Linked DNA regions of Homo sapiens: all the other regions are linked to region 2. A link is an interaction called in ENCODE POLR2A ChIA-PET data of the cell type or tissue named here. Cell type or tissue: MCF 10A. All regions are shown on one strand. Links, peaks and the distances in the headings refer to the core of each region. The heading gives the core; the rest is flanking DNA.

The links. ChIA-PET counts read pairs that join two places held together with the same protein. Peaks named below come from ENCODE experiments on the same cell type or tissue, not always from the same donor. Only the 100,000 strongest peaks of a DNase experiment are listed, where the experiment ranks them.
Region 1: POLR2A ChIA-PET joins it to region 2 with 7 read pairs; 1 of 35 experiments calls an interaction of 5 or more read pairs at or near these places.
Region 3: POLR2A ChIA-PET joins it to region 2 with 5 read pairs; 2 of 35 experiments call an interaction of 5 or more read pairs at or near these places.

What each region holds. Positions count from the first base shown.
Region 1 is chr15:93,826,385-93,833,516 of GRCh38, forward strand. No RefSeq gene overlaps it. Among named protein-coding and RNA genes, the nearest start is that of LINC02207, 27 kb to the right of the region's middle. RefSeq lists an enhancer at 3,040-3,575. In MCF 10A, for the core only: no CTCF peak of the experiment used is centred there; DNase peaks (open chromatin) are centred at 3,237 and 4,187.
Region 2 is chr15:93,926,337-93,933,468 of GRCh38, forward strand. All of the region lies in intron 2 of LINC01580 (long intergenic non-protein coding RNA 1580), which reads left to right. All of the region lies in intron 8 of LINC01581 (long intergenic non-protein coding RNA 1581), which reads right to left. Among named protein-coding and RNA genes, the nearest start is that of LINC01580, 29 kb to the left of the region's middle. In MCF 10A, for the core only: no CTCF peak of the experiment used is centred there; a DNase peak (open chromatin) is centred at 3,565.
Region 3 is chr15:92,811,411-92,818,542 of GRCh38, forward strand. No RefSeq gene overlaps it. Among named protein-coding and RNA genes, the nearest start is that of CHASERR, 68 kb to the right of the region's middle. In MCF 10A, for the core only: no CTCF peak of the experiment used is centred there; no DNase peak of the experiment used is centred there.

The DNA of each region.
Region 1 (7,132 bases), core at 1,944-4,443, 100 kb before region 2:
TTTCCACCTTGGCTATATATGGGAATCATCTGGGAGGCTTTTAAAAAATATAGATGCCTGGTTCTACTCCAAGACATGCTGATTTAATTGTCCTAGGGTGTGCCCTAAGCAGCAGGGATTGTAAAAGTTCTCCAGGTGATTCTCATTTGCAGCCGTGGTTGAGAATTGCTGCTCTAAGCAGCAACAGGACAAGGGCTTGAATGGTGGGGTGTAGGACATGAGGGAAAAGATGCTCGGTTGTCAAACGTCTGACCTGTTGCAGAACAAAAGGATGTAGTCTCAGTCCTAAGCAGGGTAACCCAGCCACCCGGTTTGCCCTGGACCATCCTGGTTTTAACACTCAAAGTCCCATGTCCTGGGCAGAATGGGATGGCTGGCCTCCCTAGTCATAAGGTCTGCAAAGAGAGGAGGGAGACAACTTTGGTCCAGAAACAAATAGTGTTAACTGGTGGAAACAAACAATGATCTGTTGACAGGAGGGGTCCAGAGCTAATCTGGTATGGACCAGCCAATATCAACGTCAGACGGGTCAAAGCCAAAGGGAAAGCCTTGGCAGCAAGGCTTGTTGACAATCCCAGCTCTTGTTAGCACATGTCTTAGCCTTGAATCCAACATAGCAGTCCCAGCTGTTCTGAGAAATGTCAGAGTGGAATCAGGTCCATCTGCCTCCCCAGGGTTATCACTTGTTGCCGTCTCTTTGAACCCACCTCTCCAGGCTGACTAATCTTCCTGAAGAATCCCACTCCCTCCTAGCCCCAGTGATGCCGTTCCATTGCCCTCAGTTAGGCTTGCTCAGTGCTATGCTGTTGCTGCTTCTTCCCACTCTCCATTGTCTAGGGAATAAGCCCTCTTCTTTAAAGATTTCCCAACCACTTTTATTCATTACTGACACCCCCCAGCAGACTTAAGACTTTTTGGAACTGCCACTATGAAATTTTAGTAACACAGGTGTGCTTTATATTGGCTTATGTAATGCAGCCCTTTGGAGAGCCACAAGCTATTAAAATGCAATTATGGTTTTTTGCTGCCACATCCACCCATGAAACAATCTTCACCCTCTTGTGGGGCTATACCACCCCCATGGAGAATGCAGGAACTAGTGTCATTCTCCCATTGAGTTTTCTACCTCCTTTTTATCTTATTCCCACTGTACCCTATAGAGACTTCTAGCATAACATCTATAATATTTAGTAACTCATAGTTCAAATTACTGACCCCATTTTTAAGGGTAGAGACCAGTTCTAATTATGTATATGGGGCATATATTTGTCTTTTAGACACTGGTAAATGCCAATCATGTTAGGTCCTCAAGAAACATTTGGTTGGAACAATGATTGTGTGGCCCACATTTTTCCAGTCTTCACTATATGTAATAAGACTCTCCACTTCCACATACCCCTAATGCAAGTCTGCTGGACTTTGTGTCCTTCCTATCAGGGCAGCCCCCAGGAAATATCTGACATTTGCTTAGAAACAAGTTTTTCTGGGTGTGCACAGTGGCTCAGGCCCGTCATCTAGGATTTTGGGAGGCCAAGGCGGGCAGATCGCTTCAGCCCAGGAGTTCGAGACCAGCCTGGCCAACATGGTGAGGCCCTGTTTCTACTAAAAATACAAAAATTAGCTGGGCAGGGTGGCAGGTGCCGGTAATGCCAGCTACTTCGGAAGCTGAGGCTTAAGAATTGCTTGAACCCAGGAGGCAGAGGTTGCAGTGGGCTGAGATTGCGCCACTGCACTCCAGTCTGGGCGACAGAGTGATACTTTGTCTAAAACAAAGAAACAAACAAGTTTTCCAACTTCAACTAACTCTAGACCTCCTGGATGTTTATCTCAGTTGCATGGTTTTCTGTGGCATGTTTTCTAAACTGCAGTAGTGTCATTTACAACTCCATAGAAGTGTCAACTTCATCTCTCCAAATTTCCTTTAAGAAAAGCAGCAGAACAGATATTTTGGTTTTATAAATCCATAGCCAGTAACCACCCTTTGTGCTGGGGCTACCGTGTGCTGGCCAATGCGTTCCTGCCACCCCAATCTCCATGCCCATTAATATAGGAAGGTTATAGGTTGTAGGGAAAGGGGGGCAAATGTAAATAGCAGTGCTATTACCTTATGATAGATTGAGTTCAAGGCCCAGAACACTTCCTTGTTCTGAAGACACTTGCTATTGGATTTAAGGCCCACATTGATAACCTAGGACAATAACTATCTCAAGATCCTTAATCTGCAAGAGCCTTGCAGACCATTTTCCAAATAAAGTCACATTTATAAGTTCCACAAATGAGGACTTGAACATATACTTTTTGATGGCCATTATTCAACCTATGACAGGAATCAAAGCCAAGTTTTTAAGAGTAGAAAAAGCTGTATCGACAGGGCAAAATTTTAGATGCTTGGATAGTCCAGCTTCTGCAATAAAGTGAGAGAAACCAGTTTTTGTGCCCAGCCTCCATTATTAACCTCAGTAGGGAAGGCAACAGGTTCAAGAGGTAGAAGAAGAGACCCAGAGCCAGGAAGTGGACATGGGGTTTTACTAGGGGCTTACATACAGGGGAGAGGGTCCAGGGTGGCAGGCTGGACCGGAGAACCACCCTACTTACAGAAATGACCCCGTGGCAGTAGGCTGGACAACATATCCACAGTCCTATGGTCCAGTGACGTGAGCTGAACAAGATAAACGCACAGCCCCCATAGTATCGGGTTGGGGAGGAAAACTGCAACTGCTTGCAAGCAGCCTGCAGCTTATATAGCATTTTCACTTAACATCCTCCCCTTAACGACCTCCACCGGGCAACATTCATTTAATCCAAAACTCAGGGCCTTAATGCGTTGTATAGCCCGTGTTCCATTGGTTGGGCCTGGAGCTTAATGTTACTCATAGACAAGAAATGAAGCTCTGGGTTGGCCACTCCCACATCCCCTAGCTCAGAACACACATTCAGGTGCATCTGCCATCGGGGTCATCCTAAGGTTATGCTGGCGTTATTGCTATCAGGTATGTTTACCCTACAACAGCACGAATGACAAGGACATTGTGAACAATGTGACTCACCTGAGAATCTTCAAGGATCATGGGAACATGCTGGGTGTGTGTAGGAGGGAGGGGGAAGCATGGTGCATATGTCAATCACGGTCTCAGCAGGAAACTGATGGTGCATTCAAAAGCATGACTAGAGAGTGTCCAGTGAAGCAACTTTTTGCAGAGGCGTAGGCAGGAATAAAGTGCTAGCACAGGGTTTGACTGTAGACTGTCAATGAATGAGTCACAGTTTTACACTCCCCAGTCTTATCTTATTGGCAGATGATCTCACCCAGTGTGGGGAGAAAACCAAGTTAGGCAAGAGCACAACAAGCTCTATCAGTGAGGCCTAACTCGAGATGCCTGGATAGCCCAGCTATCAGCCAGTCAACAAGGGATAATGAGGCACCCCAGGGCTATCAACAGAAAAAAGCTGTTACTAAACTAGGGCTACAGGTCCAAGGGGAAGGAGGTGCCATCCCTAAGGCTAAACAGAATCAGATGAGCATAATTAGAGGAACAGAGGACTGAGTGACTCAGGAAAAGCCTAAGGGGATTAAGAACCTTCACACACACACACACACACACACACACACACACACACACACACACACACACACACACGCCCCTCTCTCTCTCCTTTCTCCCCCTCTTCTCCCTTTCCTCTCTCCCTACTCCTTTCTCTCCTCTCTCTTCTCTCTCTCCTCTCTCCCTCTCTTTCTGTCTCCTCTCTTTCTCACCCCCTCTCTCCTCTCTCTCTTACCCCTTCCCTGCTCTCTTTCTCTCTTTCCCCACCCACCCTATCTCTCTCTCCTCCTGTCCTCCAATACCCCATAGGTACTTCCTTATGGCTGCTGTTAGCTAAAATCTAGAGAGTAGAGGGTGAGTAGCCCTCCTGGGGGCACAGAGCAGGGCAGAGAACAGATTGTGAGGGAACTTGGAGAACAACAAACCTGAGGGCAAGGTGTGATTCTAGGAAATCTGTCCAAGTAGACTGCTCCAGATTGCTTTGGTTTGAATACTAAAGGTTACGTGACATATTTGCAGTCACAGTTGGTGAGATCTGGAGATTGAAGTTAAATTGTTTTAATGGATTCTCATCCAGGATCCAGGAGGTGAGAGATCACACCTGCCTTGCTCATTTCAACACCCCATTCCTGGGCACAGTTCCAGAATACAGTGGACACTGAAAACAACATTGACTGAATGAATCAAGTCCATCCTTGCAGATTTGTGCTTTGGGAAAAGATGAGGCTCTTTGTGCCTGACTCCTTCCATTGAGAAGAGTTTGCTCACCCTCTAATATAAATTTACCTTGGGCTGTTCCTACTCCCTGGGCCTCCTGACATATAAAGACAAGCCTATAGCCTAGGCTCAAGCTGAGATACACAAAGACAATAAATTATCTCATGGGCCACATTCCCAGGAGGAGTTCAGGATTAGAGCTAGTAGCTGACTGAGCTGAGGTTCAGGGCTGGGTTTCAGCCCTAAGATGAAAGCAGGGATTCAGGGGCCTGTGTGTAAAAGGCTGGTCAAGTTGAGACCAGAAAGGAATTAGAAGTCTTTGCTCGCACAGATGCCCTTTTCACTTAACATTACTTTACTGAGCATCAGTCTTGCACCAGATACCATGTCAAATGCCTGGGATGTAAAACCAAGTAAAACACATTATTTCCCTTTCATTGCTTACATTGTTGTTAGGGAGGCAGGGAAAAGTTTATGAATACATTTTGCAATGAGCTCTTTTGTAGAGGCCAAAGATGCCTTAGACAGGAGGGAATGCTAACCACTGCCAGGGTCGAAGTGTGAAAGGACAGGAAAGCTTAACAAATGCAGTGATCCCTGAGGTCTGTCTCAGAGCATGAGTGCAAGTTTTCCAAGACAGGGATGGGGAAGTCAGCTGGACAGAGAATAGCACATGGACAGGCACAGTGGTGAAGAAGAGGATGTTGCTTTCAGAAAACTAGATGTCTTAGTTTGAGCTACTGTAGACTGGGTGGCTTAAACACAAACATTTATTTTTCACAGTTCTGGAGACTGGAAATCTGAGATCAGGGTACCGGTGTGGTCGGGTTCTGGTGAGGTCCTTCTTCTTAGTTTACACATGGCCATCTTCTTGCTGTGTCCTCTTGTGGTAAACAGTATCTCTTCTTATAAGGGCACTAATCCCACTCATGAGAGATTTGTTTTTATGACCTAATCACCTCCCAAAGGTCACAACTCCAAATACCATTACATTGGGGGGGGATAAGAGTTTCAACGTATGAATTTGGGGGGATGCAAACATTTAGTTCATAGGACTATAAGAACTTCTGTATAGGCCAAAGGGGCTAATCAGGGTTCTTGAATGCCACACACAGGAGCCTGGACTTTGTTGCACATGTAGAGTTTGGCTGAAGCAAGGAGAAGGTGAGGCCATGGTATTCTGCAGGCTCCAACATGCTCAGGCTGGAAGTGCCTACAGGCCTCAGCTGATACCAGCTTCTCCATGTGCTATACAATAATAACCTAGTGTTTCTCATAGTGGGCATACAGCCCAAGAGTCCAGTCTCTTGTGGGGACATTAGCCATGACCAGAACTGATCTTTTTATATCCCTCTAATCAAAATCACTTATATGGTTTGCAAGGTGATAAGAGTCTCTCCCACTATTTAGCTGTTTAGATTCACGCCATTCAGAGGCATGCTCTAGGAGAGCTATAGGCTAATAAGGAGGATACCAGGCCAAGGTGCTGGGGAAAATCTCCTTTCGCATTTCAAACGCTTATAAAAGCCGAATTTAAAAACAAATTTCAGTGTATAGAGATGTTTAACCCTCTGCCTCCCACCAAGAAGGCAATACCCAAAAACAAAATAAGGATAAGTAACTCAAAGCCAATGGTGCATGGGACTTGAAGCCACTCGGCAGGCTCATGGGGGAACTAGGGAATGGCATAGGCTCCAACGGCTGGGGGCTAAGGTCCCACTGCTGCCCACAGAAGGGATTCCTGTCCTTGGCAAATGAAGCTACTGTCTTCCAAGGACCAGTGCGGAAAAAAAGTTGGCCTGGCCACTTTCATAAGTAGGTGTGAGTTCTGAATCCAGGATTCTAATGTGATATGGTGACACCAAGCCAAAAAAAAATTAGGCTGGGTGTGGTGGTTCACGCCTGTAATCCCAGCACTTTGGGAGGCCAAGGCAGGTGGATGAAGAGGTCAGGAGATCGAGACCAGCCTGGCCAACATGGTGAAACCCTGTCTCTACTAAAAATACAAAAATTAGCCAGGCATGGTGGCGCATGCCGGTAATCCCAGCTACTCAGGAGGCTGAGGTAGGAGAATCGCTTGAACCTGGGTTGCAGAGGTTGCAGTGAGCCGACATCGCACCACTGCACTCCAGCCTGGGCAACATGAGCAAAACTCTGTCGCCAAAAAAAAAAAAAAAAAAAAATTGCAACAAAAGCTCCTGATTTAATGAAACCCATAGGTTCCTCCAGCTCAGGCAAATTCAAAACTGCCTGCCAGTGACTCTGACACAACTCCCGTTCAATAGTCTAATATGACAGGTGAGATTTGAAGATCAATAACTATCAACTTAGAATCACAAAACCTGCAACAAAATGAGGAAAATAATGACACCTTTAGACAATAAGATGCAATCTCTCAAAGAAGAAAATTTAACATAGAAGACTGGCACACAAAAATAAAAAGAACAAATTGTTGTTAACTGTAAACTAGCATTGATTGACTATAAAAACTAAAATGACTTTTGAGAGAGGTAAACAGGTGAGGCTAAAATAATGGTGAACAATTACATGGAAAATGGGTAAGATCTGAATCTTATATGTTGCTGCAAGAGAAATACTAGATGCAAAATAACAGACAGTTGAAAATATAGTTGTAGGAAAGTATGTATTATACAAGCACTAATAAAAATCTGATATAGTAATAATATTAGAGAAAATCTATTCAGGATAAAGAGCATCAAGAGATATAAACAGGAATACTCTATAAAAGTGATGCTTATCCCCAGAGATACATAGAAAATGCGAAATTGCATGCCCAAAAATACAGAAATGGGTATTGAAATGAAAGCCTTACAGAATTAAAAGGTGAAATTGACAGATCTGCAGTAAAGAAC
Region 2 (7,132 bases), core at 2,500-4,999:
ATGGAGGATTTACGCTCCAGGATGAGACATGCTCCAAGTCAAGAGCACAGTCATTTAAAATGATATTGGACAAGAAAGGGATGCCAACAAGAGGCAGATGTGAATAAGACACCTGTGTGACCTTGGGGGTCCCATACAACCAGAAGGGAAAAAAGACCAAAGCCACTAATAGGTGGCATGAGGCTGTGGGAGGGATAGAGTTATAAAGAAGGTGTTTAAGAAGTGTTGCTGGGCCTGGTGTGGTGGCTCACGCCTGTAATTCCAGCACTTTGGGAGGCCGAGGCAGGTGGATCATTTGAGGTCAGGAGTTCAAGACCAGCCTGGTCAACATGGTGAAACCCCATCTCTACTAAAAATACAAAAATTAGCTGGGTGGTAGTGGTGTGCACCTGTAATCCCAGATACTTGTAAGGCTGAGGCAGGAGAATCGCTTGAAGCTGGGAGGCAGAGGTTGCAGTGAGCTGAGATTGTGCCACTGCACTCCAGCCTGGGTGAGAGAGTGAGACCCTGTCTCAAAAAAAAAAAAAAGAAGTGTTGCTGTGTCTTAGGTATGATAAAGCCTCTTTCATTGCTCCTTTAAGAGTCCAGGAGCAAAGACAATTGTTAGTGTTTTCTAAAGAATGTTGAACACCAAAACCTTTTTTAAAAAGTGGGTTTCTGATGATCGAGACTTAAAATGTATGAAGTTTCTCATTGGGATTTATGAAAACAGGGAATGAGTTGATGACAGAATTCTAGAGATAGAAGACGGCAGACCAGCTTTTTATAAAAAACAGCTTTATTAAGGTATAGTGAACAAAGAACTGCACATATTTAACGTGTACAATTTGATGAGTTTGGATTAAACTCCCATTGGATACTATCACTACAGTCGGGGTAATGGGCACATCCAACATCTCCCAAAGTTTTCTTATGTTGCTTTGTTTATTATGTTGTTTTGTTTTATGTGTGTATGTGGTAAGATCTAGCTTCTTAACAAATTCTGAAGTGCACAGTACCATATCGTCAACTATAGGCACTGTGTCGTACAGCATATCTCTAAAACTTACTCATCTGACATAATTGAGACCCTATACTCATTCAACAACAACTCCCCATTTCTTTCCTTCTTCTAGCCTGTGGCGCTATTTTATTCTCTGCTTCTCTGAGTTTGACTTTTATCGATACCTCATACAAGTGGGATCATACCGTATTTGTCCTTCTGTTACTGGCTTCTTTCACTTGGCACACAGTAGCCTCAGAGTTCATCCCTGTCATCACAAATGGCAGGATTTCCTTCGTTTTATGGTTGAATAATATTTTATTATATATATTTACTGCAGTTTCTCTATCCATTCATCTGTCAGTGGGCATCTGGGTTGTTTCTATATCTTGGCTATTGTGAGTAATGCTGCAGTGAACATGGGAATGCAGATAACTCTTCCAGATCTTGATTTCTCTTCTTTTGGACATATACCCAGAACTTGGATTGCTAGATTCCCTGGTAGCTCTATTTTCAACTTTCAGAATAACTTTCCTACTGTTTTCCATCATGACGGCACGATTTTACATTCCCACCAACAGTTTACAAGGGTTCCAGTTTCTTCACATCTGACCTACTCACTTTATTTCTTGTTTTGTTTTGTTATAATGGCCATCTTAAAAAGTGTAAGGTGATATTCCACTGTAGACCAGCTTCTTACTGCAGTAAGACAATCTGACATTCAAGTTCATTATAATGTGGTTACCACGTACTTTCTGGCCATTTATGCCTCACCACCCCCGCATGCGCAGCCTTCCCTCCTGCCATGTTCGATGGCTTGCTCTTCCTGGTCTTTGCTTCCATGGATTGTATCTTGCTTTCCCTGCTATGAAACACTTATTTATATTTATGTTCATGCCCCTCTTCAGAACTGTGGCATGGTGCAGAATGGTTTTTTCCAGACAGCCATGTGCTTCACTCCCTAACTTCTCCCATGTCTCTGTTTCAATGCCATTCACCTGTGAGGGCTTCCTTCCCCAAGCACCCATGGAGAAGAGCACCAGAACCTCCTCACCTCCTGCCTTGCTGTTTCTCCACAACATTGACGTCACAAAATATTTTTGTTTGCTTAGTTTTTGTCTTCTCTTCACCCAATGAGAATATAAACTCCATGAAACAAGTCCTTCTACCATTTTCCTTTTATACCTCTAGCTTCTGGAACAATGGATACATGTAGTGTTCAGCAAATTGTGCTTTAATAAATTAATGAGTGAATCAGAGTTGTGTCCCCTTTAACTTTGTATTTTCCCAATAACTAGCACAGTGTCTGGACTAGCGTATGATCCCAGTGATTATTTGTTAAACAAATAGCTCCCTGGAGTGAGAGTATTATGGTAGGAGAAAAGTTATTTTATGATAAAATATATCTATTTTTTTAAGGAAGATTTGTTATATAGAGACAAGAGGTATATACAGTGAGTGTGAGTTCTTTATCTGATCACTTGGAAAAGTTCTGGCTTCCCCTCTTTTCAGCTGTGTGACATTCAGCAAGTCAGTTCATCTCTCTGAGTCTCAGTTCCCTCAGATATAAATTAAGCTTTGCTGTGACTATTAAATTAGCACATATATATATGTATATATATACAGCACTTAGAACACTGTGTGACAACACATTGTGAGCACTTAGTAAGTATAAGATGTTATTTTTATATGAGAAAACAATTTGAGAGAAAATGAAAGAAATCAGAATTGTAAAAAGTTTATAAAAACTTTAATAACCTCATATAAAGTGGAAAATTGGTATAAAACTCTTATATGAGGTCACTAATATAATACATATACATATATACAGACTAGGAAACAAGAGTAGAAATGTTCTGATATGGATTCAAGTGCATAATTTTTTATAGTAGTTATCTTTGGGTGGTAAGACTTTGGGTGGCTTTTTCCATTAATGCTTTAGTGAATTGTCCATATTCTATTTTAATCAAGCAGTGCCTCTATAGTCAGCACAAATAATAAATACTGTAGAAATTGCCTCTTCATGAAACTTTAAAAAATACTAAAGAAAATGAGTTTTTTTTAGTATTTAAAAAATACTAAAGAAAATAAATATGGTAGAAATGAGCTCTTCACTACTTTAAAAAATACAAAAGAAAATGAGATGCATTTTAGATTTCACTCTCCCCCAACCTGGCTGCTCGGTTGTTGTCATCCAGGTGAACCCCTAGCAGAATCTGTGGAGTCCGGATGTGTCTAACACCTAGTGCATTCCTCAGACCCACCCTGCCAGAGCTGGTGGATTTAGCCACGAGGGACTTTGGCACTGAGCTCAGACTTTCTGGTGGCATTGGGCAGTCACAACCTGAATCTTTGTCCAAATTCAACTACTTGATTAACTTCCGTTTAAATAGAAGCTTACTTTTGAAAAGTTAGGTTTTCTTCCATTTTTTTTTTCTCCCACAGCTGTCTTGGCAACATCTGATTCCAGCCAGGGCAGGAAGTATCTGAGTCAGAGATGGGGTGAAACAGTTTTTCTGGTGCTGTTCCCAGCCCTCTGACAAGGATCGTCTCTCCTGGAGCTTTCTGTCTGCTTCTACAAATAGCTTGTAGAGAGCCAGAGGATGTGTGTAACGGGATTCAACCAAAGCAGTCCTCCGGCCCACCCTTGACTGTATTTGAAAGAATGTGAGTCATCAGCATGGGTCCTGTCCTCTTCAGCATCCTCAATGAATTAGCAATTCCCAGAAAGCTACCCCTGAGGGAATGGGAAGAAAAAGAGACCAGAAGCAAGGAGACTGAATTTGCACCTACACCAGATGATTTTATAAGATGTGTTTAGATAAATATGGCACATTTCCACCCACCCACCATTAAAAAAAAAAAAAGAAGCAAAACTTTAGTGCTAGATTCTGAAGGCACATTTTGCTTCATTAATCTAAATAAGTACCTTAAATGTGAATTGTTCTCTTTTCTTCTCATTCTTTTTTCTTTTCCCTTTATTGTTGGCGTGGTAGCAGTTGGAAGTGTTTGAAATGGTCACACAAATACTTAGCCTCTCTCTTCTGTATTAAAAACGTAGGCAATTCCCTGTTTCTAGATGAGGAGGAGCTAAATGTGTATATGGCTTGAAGAGAACTCACCATCAGATGAACCTAATACTTTTACCCCTGGCTCTCTTTTTAAGGACTTAGACTTGAGTTATCTCTGAGAGGTCATGAAGCAACTCAACAGATTGGAAGACTGTGACTGGGAAAAATTGTGTCTTGGTGAAAACAATATTGGCTACTCAATTTGCTGAACCAGTATCTAAATCTTAACTTTGGCATTTATGAACTGTGTGATGTGGAGATATTTCTTAACTTCTCTGAACCTCAATTTTCTACTTTATAGGAATCATCGTGGTGACGTGAGGGTTAGTTATAATGGGTTGAAGTGCCTTTCACATGATAGATACTATACTATTTACCTCTATTGAACATACATAATCCTCCCATATAGACATTAAAATTGCTGTAAATAAAAACAGTGAAAGTAAAATCTACAATGTGGTAGAGATAAGTTAATAATAGTCATAGTTAAGTGTCTAGTGCTCAATTTTGTTTTTAGTAGAATGATATCAAGCGTACGTTTAAGTGACCATGTGCCTAATGGTTTTAAATGCTATACCTAACAGCTAGATTCACATCTCTCAAAGTGTGGATTGAGACCCATCTCACTAAGGATCACTGAAGATTCTTTCTAAAAGGCAGATTTCTAGGCCTATCTAAAACCTTGTTGGGTGTGGGGCCCTAAAATTTGTATTTTGCTGTGATTTCTATATACATTATAGTTTAAAAACACAAATTTGATGACAAAGATTTTTTTAAAATATTTTAAGACAATTATTTAGTATAGCATTATCTGAAAGATAATCTAGTTTTATCTGACAGAGTATCATAATGTACTCTACTGATATTAATACACATTATATCATTATAATTATAATTTATTTTTGACGAAACTCATCGGAAGTCATGGATCAGAGTAGTTTCTGGCTTGGTGCCAATGCAAGCTGAACTGCCTACCAGCTATGAGACTTTGAGAGAATTTTAACTTTTCATTAAATTCTAGTTTCCCATCTAGTCTCCATAATAGTTTCTACCCTATAGGATTATTGAAAGGATTGCATGAGATAACACATCTATAAGTTTTAGACTGTAGACGTTAGAGATTATCATCGAAAGACTTCATGATTATTATGTAGTTCAGAAAGACTCTGGTGGAGATTTGATGAGCGTCTTTGAGAATTTTTTTGGCTTGAGGCAAAGAGAGGCAAATCTGGATGGTCCTCATTTTCTCCCCCTTTTAGTATTTTAGCAGAAGCTGGCTTAGCAGGTGCAAAATAGCTCAAAGAAAGAAAAAACTGATTCTAGCTACTGGGCCTCACATAGTCCCTCCTTCTAGCAAGGTAATTTTTCCATAGTTATATAGTCACATAGATAGTCCCTGCACACACCCCCTACAAATACATAGAAAACTTTAGTTGTGGGAGGGGGTATAAACATAACCATTCTACTGGATCATTTGCCATGATGGATCTATTTTAGCTTTGTGTAACCTAAGCATACCTTTCTATGGAATGGGAGAACTTGGATTATATGTGCTTTATTGTTGCTCTGTCTTTACAGTTTTCCATATAAAACCCTATTTTTACAATATCTATACTAAGTAACACTAGAAGTCTGTGCTCATGACCCCTTTGCAAGATAACTTTTTTTTTTGATAAAGGGAATTTTGGAGATTAATAAATTAGCATGCAGGAGGTACAATCGAGAGAGTCCCTGGAGGCAGCATCTGTAGTATGGACTGAAGCATAGCAGGATGGGAACAGGGAGATGTGGAGCTGTGTGATGGTGTCAGAAGAGACCTCAAACCCCGTGGGAAGCTCTGAAGATGGGATTGCTCTTCCCCATCTTTGTAACCTTACCTGTACCAAGTCACTAAATAAGAGCCTTGCTAGGAAAAGGAATTAATCTTGAGCAAGGCACTCCCCATAGGGTTGACAGCTAGCAATCTGTTGCTGTTATCTGGCCCATCACTTGGTGAAATTAATAGGTCCTTCACTCCAAAAGGGAGATTTGGCTGGGGTACGACCAGATCCATCCTGCAGTCACATCTAGTCATGATACATTCTCTGAGATAGCTAGAGTGGATGTACTCATCCATTTTACTGATAAAGAGATTTAAAAAGTTCATTGACTTGCCCGAATGCTCACAGTTTATAAGTAGCAGAGCTGAAACTGAAACTTATCTCTTCTGATTTTCAGTTTCTATTTATACATTATCGTTTTAAAATTGCAGAGGTGGATGGAGATATAGTTATGGCTATACATGTTTATAAGTCTGAATGTATTTTATGTCAATAAGTAAGATGCATTCATTTAATAAACATTTCCAAATTGCCGTCTATATACAAAGCCCTAGAAGGAATGCTGGTAATATAGAGAAAGAAAGACACAGTTCCTGTTGTTTAAGAACTCCTGAACTAGTGAAAGAAAGAGATAAGTAAGCAACAATTATCACCTTACCAGGTAAGAGCTGTGATAGAGATAGATAGAGTGTGATAGAGTATGTAAAAAAGCACAAAATAGCCACTGCCTTTCAGCCCAGGTTCTCCAGACACTGTTGATACTCAATCTGGGTTCGAAGAATTATAAGAGAAAGGCAGAAATAATCTGAGTAAAGTCTTCAATTTGCAGAACTACAAATAATCCAGTGTAACTACAGTATCAGATGGTATTAAAATGGTGAGAGATAAGGCTGAAGAATTGATCTGGTACTGGAGCTTGATGGAAAATGGGAGGTTTTCAGTGTGGTTTGGAATTTCCTTTGAAGACATGAAGAGCCAGTGAAGAAATGTTTGCTGTAGAGGGGCAAGATGATATCTGAGTTTTAGGAAGATCACCATGCGGAATGAACCAGAAAGGGGGTGAGGCTGAAAGTCGATAAACCAAGTAAAAAAAATGAAGCAATAATCGATATGAGACACAGCAGTGGCCTGAATTTCAGCCTGCTAACTCACATTCACATGGTTTCTCCTTTTTATTAGGATGCATTAATTAAATTCCCTAGCAAAAGGCAGAGAATCAAGAGCACTCTGGAGAAAATAGAGGAAAATTCCTTTTGGAA
Region 3 (7,132 bases), core at 2,331-4,830, 1.1 Mb before region 2:
AAAAATACAAAGAAAATCACCCAAAATGTGACTACCAAGAAATAACCACTATTAAGCTAATCATCTGTACAACTGTATTTGTCTTAAAATAATACTAGACATAGTTTTATAACCTACATTTTGTATTTACGTATAATGTACTTTTTTATATCAGTAAGAATTTTCATGAGTTTTACAGTCTGCACAGTATTCCAGCAGATGAGTATGCCGTAGTTAACCATTAACAGTTCTCTTATTGGACACCAGATTTGTTAAATAGGTTTTGGGTTTTGTTTTGTTTTGTTTGAGACAAGGTGTTGCCCAGGTGAGATCATAGTGCGCTACAGCCTAAAACCCCTGGGCTGAAGCAATCCTCCAGCCTGAGCTTCCCAAGTAGCTGGGACTACAGGCACAATATGCTGTATGCAGCTCGTTTTTTGCTTCTGTAAATAATGCTGGCATGAACATTTTAATAGAAAAAGTTTTGTACAGATTTCTGTAAAATAAGATTTACAATGAATCTTTTAAGGTTTTTTGATACATATTTTAACTCTCCAAACCGAATTGTTAATTGTATTGCCTCCCCAACCTAGCTCATGTCCTAGCTCAACTTTAATTGCCCTCACTCTTCTAAATTGATATTGGTTTTTTAATGAAAATTGTAAATTGTATATTCTCTATGTATTTTTTTATATGCATGTGTGTCCAATAAATACCGGACATGGACATTAACTTCAAGTTAAATATTTAAAAGGACTCCTTCACCGTCAACCTGCTTAATACACGGAAACCTGTTTTTCTTTTTAACTAGTTCATTTCTATGTGGAGATGTGAGGCAAAGGAAACTAATTGCTAAAATTTTCTTTCTGATGTGCAGCAAGGATATAAACTTTGCCCTAAAATTATTTAAGTGTAAATGAACGTTTGGTTTTGTTGTTTGTTTGGTTGTTTGTTTTTGAGATGGAGTTTCACTCTTGTTGCCCAGGCTGGAGTACAATGGCGCTGTCTCGGCTTATTGCCACCTCCACCCCTCTGGGTTCAAGCGATTCTCCTGCCTCGGCACCCGGAGTACCTGGATTACAGGCGCGTGCCAACATGTCTGGCTTGTATTTTTAGTAGAGACATGGTTTTTCCACGTTGGCCAGGCTGCTCCCGAACTCCTGACCTCAGGTGATCCACCTGCCTCAGCTTGCCAAAGTGCTATGATTACAGGTTTGAGCCACAGTGCCCGGCCTTTTTTGTTTGTTTGTTTGTTTGTTTTCTGACATGGCGTCTCAATCTTATTGCCCAGGCTGGAGTGCAATGGCTCTGTCTCGGCTCACTGCAACCTCTGCCTCCAGGGTTCAAGTGATTCTCCTGCCTCAGCCTCCCGAGTAGCTGGAATTACAGATGTGTGCCACCATACCCGGCTAATTTTCGTAATTTTAGTGGAGACGGGGTTTCACCATGTTGGTCAGGCTGATCTCGAACTCCTGATCTCATGATCCACCCGCCTCAGCCTCCCGAAGTGCTGGGATTACAGGCGTGAGCCACCGCGCCCGGCCCACGTCAGGCTAATTTTTTTGTATTTTTTGGTAGCAACGGGGTTTCACCATGTTGGTCAGGCTGGTCTCAAACTCCCGACTGATCTCAAGGGATCTGCACACCTCAGCCTCCCAAAGTGCTGGGATTACAAGCGCGAGCCACCACGCCTGGCCACCTCCTATATTTTTAACCCTAGTTTCTCTTTAAATGAAATCCTTCTACTTACTATACTTGCAATAAAATACATTCCAGTAGAATGAAGAAAACTTTGTTAATATTAAAAGGATATGGGGCTGTAAGAACTATCATAGGCCAGGCACAGTGGCTCACGCCTGTAATCCTAGCACTTTAGGAGGCCGGGCAGGGTAGATCACTGGAGGTCAGGAGTTCGAGACCAGCCTGGCCAAGATGGCAAAACCCCATCTCTACTGAAAATACAAAAATTAGCTGGGCGTGGTGGCGGGCACCTGTAATCCCAGCTACTCGGGAGGCTGAGGCAGGAGAATCGCTTGAACCCTGGAGGCGGAGGTTGCAGTAAGCTGAGATCGTGCCATTGTACTCCAGTGTGGGCAACAAGAGTGAAACTCCATCTCAAAAAAAATAAAAACTACCATAGATGGCAGTCATTATTCTGTAATAGTCTTCCTTTTAGTGACAGTACCCTATGGCAGAGGTTGATCTCTTCGACTACGGTATTTGAGGTCAATTCAAAGTCTCCAAGTAAACCTTTGCAAAGTTACTAAGTAGTCTGATTCTACAGAACCACAATAAACGTGAGAATTTTTTTTTTACCTAACCAGCACTGTGCATCTGAGATTAAAATCTGTTACCAGAGATTCATGGTGATCCTTTCAAAGCAGCTCTAGATATTTTTGTTTGTTTTATCATTCGTATTTCATAGCTGATACCTAAAGCAGATAATGATGAATATTTTACATTTCAATTGTTTTAAGGAACACTTGACTTTGAACAGCTTGTGGAAGCTATAGCTCTTAGAAGCCTGTCTCCTTAAAGCTGAAATTTCATATCTGCTACTGATATGACTGAGGAAGAAGAGAGGGAGGAGAAGAAGAAAAAAAGTTCTTTTTAATCTCAAGGGCCTTTGAAAATATCCTTTTACTGAGGTACAGTTACTGCCTAGCAATGAAAGGAAAACGTCTTGTAAATTTGCCTCTTTCCTCAGTCCTTCCAGAAATGAAAGAGGCAATCTATAGGTTGTCTCATATCCTAGACTGTAGACCCCAGAGTCTTTGCTGCTAAATTGGCAAGTTCAATAGTCTTTTTTTTTTTTGAGACGGAGTCTTGTTCTGTTGCCCAGGCTAGAGGGCAGTGGCACTATCACGGCTCACTGCAACCTCAGCCTCCCAGATTCAAGCGATTCTCCTGTCTCAGCCTCCCAAGTAGCTGGGATTACAGGTGCCCACCACCGCGCCCGGATAATTTTTGTATTTTTAGTAGAGCTAGGGTTTCACCATCTTGGCCAGGCTGGTCTCAAACTCCTGACCTCGTGATCCACCCGCCTTGGCCTCCCAAAGTGCTGGGATTACAGGTGTGAGCCACCACGCATGGTCTTCAATAGTCTGTTATTCCAAAATTATACTGTACTTGCCACAGCCATTCCTTTGCTCTCTCCAAATCATTTAGAGAACACAGAATAGTAAAGAGGAATAAAACAAAGGCATGAATAATGGGAAAAAATTAGAAGCGAGTACATGATCATCTTAAAAACAATCCCAGAGAATGCAATGCTCTTTCCTTGGGCGATCAGTTCTGACCACACCCTTTTTTTTTTTTGAGACGGAGTCTCCCTCTTTCGCCCAGGCTGGAGTGTACAATCTCAGATCACTACAGCCTCCACTTCCCAGGGTTCAAGCAATTCTCCTGCCTCAGCCTCCATAGTAACTAGGACTACAGGTGCGTGCCACCACGCCTGGCTAATTTTTCTATTTTTTGGTAGAGACAGGGTTTCACCATGTTGGTCAGGCTGGTCTCAAACTCCTGACCTCAAGTGATCTGCCCACCTCGGCCTCCCAAAGTGCTGGGATTACAGGTGTGAGCCACCAACCCTGGCCTCCCCCTATATTTTTAACCCTGTTTTCTCATGGGCACATTCCAACAGGGTTAGGGCTCTAGGCCTATGTATCACTACTAGTCTCCCCCAAATTTCTCTTCCTCCCCCATATCAAATAGCCCTAAAGCCTTGCTCCTGGTTCTTCCAAGGCCCTGTGGAACTGTGTTTGAGAACTGGGACTTGGGCCGGGCGCAGAGGGTCAAGCCTGTAATCCCAGCACTTTGGGAGGTTGAGGCGGGCGGATCACGAGGCCAGGAGATCGAGACCATCCTGGCTAACATGGTGAAACCCCATCTATACTAAAACTATACAGAATTAGCCAGGAGTGGTGGCACATGCCTGTAGTCCCACCTACTCAGGAGACTGAAGCAGGAGAATCGCTTGAATCCGGGAGGTGGAAGTTGCAGTGAGCTGAGATCACGCCTCTGCACTCCAGCCTGGGCGACAGAGTGAGACTCCGTCTCAAAAAAAAAAAAAAAAAAAAAGAACTGGGACTTGGGAGTCAGAGGGAGGCAGAGTTGGAGTCCAGTTCTGTCCTTTCCAAACTGTGTAACATTGAGCAGTTAATATTTCTGAGCTTCAGTTTCCTACTTGTAAATTGCAAATATTTCTTTATTTGTTCCAAGAATTGGATAAATGCTGGACAGTATGTAGTACTTAGTAAAATGCCTGGCACAAATAATAAATTCTCAATAGACGGTGGTAATTATCAATCCTGCTTCCTTAATCCACTTTCTGCCCGCTGTCAATGCCTCCTTCTCCTTTGGCCAATTGCCTCCTAATTAGTCTCCACCATGCCCGGCTAATTTTTGTATTTTAAGTAGAGACGGGGTTTCGCCATGTTGGCCAGGCTGGTCTTGAACTCCTGACCTCAGGTGATCCGCCCACCTCGACCTCCCAAAGTGCTAGGATTACAGGCGTGAGCCACTGCGCCCAGCCTATATGCACTGATTTCTAAAATACATTGTTAAATGGGAAAAAATAGGCCGAGTGTGGGGGCTCATGCCTGTAATCCCAGCAGTTTGGGAGGCCAAGGCGGGAGGATCACCTGAGGTCAGGAGCTCGAAACCACCCTGACCAACATGGAGAAACCTGTCACTACTAAAAATACAAAATTAGCCGGGCATGGTGGCACATGCCTGTAATCCCAGCTACTCAGGAGGCTGAGGCAAGACAATCGCTTGAACCCGGGAGGCAGAGGTTGCAGTGAGCCGACACTGTGCCATTGCACTCCAGCCTGGGCAACAAGAGCGAAACTCCATCTCAAAGAAAAAAAAAAGGAGGTATGAAAAACTGAATACAAAATGCATCTATTTGTGTAAAAAAAAGAGAAAGGAGTGATATTTATTTTCATTTTATTTATTTATTTATTTAATTTTGGGACAGAGTCTCGCTCTGTCTCCCAGGCTGGAGTGCAGTGGCGTGATCTTTGCTCACTGCAAGCTCCGCCTCCCAGGTTCACGCCATTCTCCTGCTCAGCCTCCTGAGTAGCTGGGACTACAGGCACCCACCGCCATGCCCAGCTAATTTTTTTGTACTTTTAGTAGAGATGGGGTTTCACCATGTTAGCTAGGATGGTCTCGATCTCCTGACCTCGTGATCTGGCAGCCTCGGCCTCCCATAGTGCTAGGATTACAGGCGTGAGCCACCACGCCTGGCCAGAGTGATATTTATATTAATGGGAAGGATGCCTCTGATGGGCAGTCAAGGGTCTGGGTGAGGAAAGATTTTCTTTTCACTGTATACTGTTTTGTATTGTTGGGAAAATGTCTAACGATTTGCATAAATATTAAATTTTTTAATTAAAAAAAAAATCTAGCATCTCTTCCTTTGGGAAGCCCTGACTGGCCCTCTCTGTTCCTTCCAGGAGTTTCTCCTTCTTTCATACTCCCAGACTTTTCACGGTGTTTACTTGTTATATTACAGCACTTATCCCATGTGTGGAAGGTTTCCCTGGGAAACCTAGACTATCTAGAAGGTAAGATTGATACCGTATTCATTTTTATGTTCCTAGGATCCATTGCAAAGTGATACACGTGCACATACACATTTTTTTAAGTCAGTTTTAATCTCTTTACATTTTTTAAGAGTTAATGGATGGATGGCCAGGCGCGGTGGCTCATGCCTATAATCCCAGCACTTTGGGAGGCCGAGGTGGGCGGATCACCTGAGGTCGGGAGTTTGAGACCAGCCTGACCAAGATGGAGAAACCCCATCTCTACTAAAAATACAAAATTAGCCGGGCGTGGTGGCACATGCCTGTGATCCCAGCTACTAGGGAGGCTGAGGCAGGAGAATCGCTTGACTCTGGGAGGCAGAGGTTGCAGTGAGCTGAGATCGCGCCATTGCACTCCAGCCTGGGCAACAACAGCGAAACTCCGTCTCAAAAAAAAAAAAAAGAGTTAATGGAAAAAGTCTCCCATCACTGATCTCTTTCACCATCACCCTTATCCTAGTCTGCTTGTGCACAGGAGACTTTGAGCTCTATAGACTCACTTTTACAATGTCACCCCAGCCTATATTATCAGACATCTCCAGCAAACCTTCCTCCGGTGGCTCCTGCTATAGCTGACTTTTCACTATGTTTTTGTAATTTGTTGCTTTTGTCTTGTTTTGTTTTTTAAATATCCACAACGTCCTCACCCACTTCTAGCCTTTATTCATGCCGTTCTCTTTACTGAGGTCCTTCCCAACTCTGCCAGCTTAGACTCCTTTGAGACCAGCTCATCGAAGTCACTTCCTCTTTGAAGTTTCTCTGTCCCCCGCCCCTGCCATCAATCTTAGATAAGCTTAACTTGATGTTTCTGCTCTCTCTCTAATCAAACTATGTGATCACTTGTCATTTATGGCAATTATCATTTTACATGTTAGTCCTCCAGACAAAAATAAGAACCCTTCAGAGACAGGGATTTTTTCTTTGTTTATCTTACTTTTCCCAAAATTTATGCCTGGCACGCAGCAGGCACTCAATAAATAATTGTTGCATGAATGGATGAATGAACAAGTTAATAGTAAGTGCTCATAATATTTGGATGGGCTGCACTTGGAGGCCATCCCTGAAGTTACTTATTAGGGGCAACACACCTGTATGCTGTGTTTGTCACATTCGCATCTTGGCTGGGCACCTTGAACTGGAGGCTTTCTGGTGTTGTTTGCCATTCTGATGAAGGTGTAGAAACCTAATTACATATGCCCTCTGTAAGTGTGTAGACCCTTAAACTAGGATTGCTAGATTTAGTAAATAAAAGTCCAAGTTGCCCAGTTAAATTTGAATCACAAACCACAAACTATCTTTTTAAATGTATGTCCCAAATATTACTTACACTAAAAAAATTATTCAGTTTATCAAAAATTCAAATTTGACTGATGTATTTTATCTGGCGGCCTTACCTCAAAGGCCAAATTTCCAAACCCTGCCTTCTTGCACTCAGATCCTGTTCTTAGATAATTTTATGAACTATGCAATTTTATCATCTTTATTAGATAGCCAGTCCTCCAACTCTCCTTGCTTTTTTACATACATTTAAACACTTTGCTTTCTTCAAAATTATTTTATTA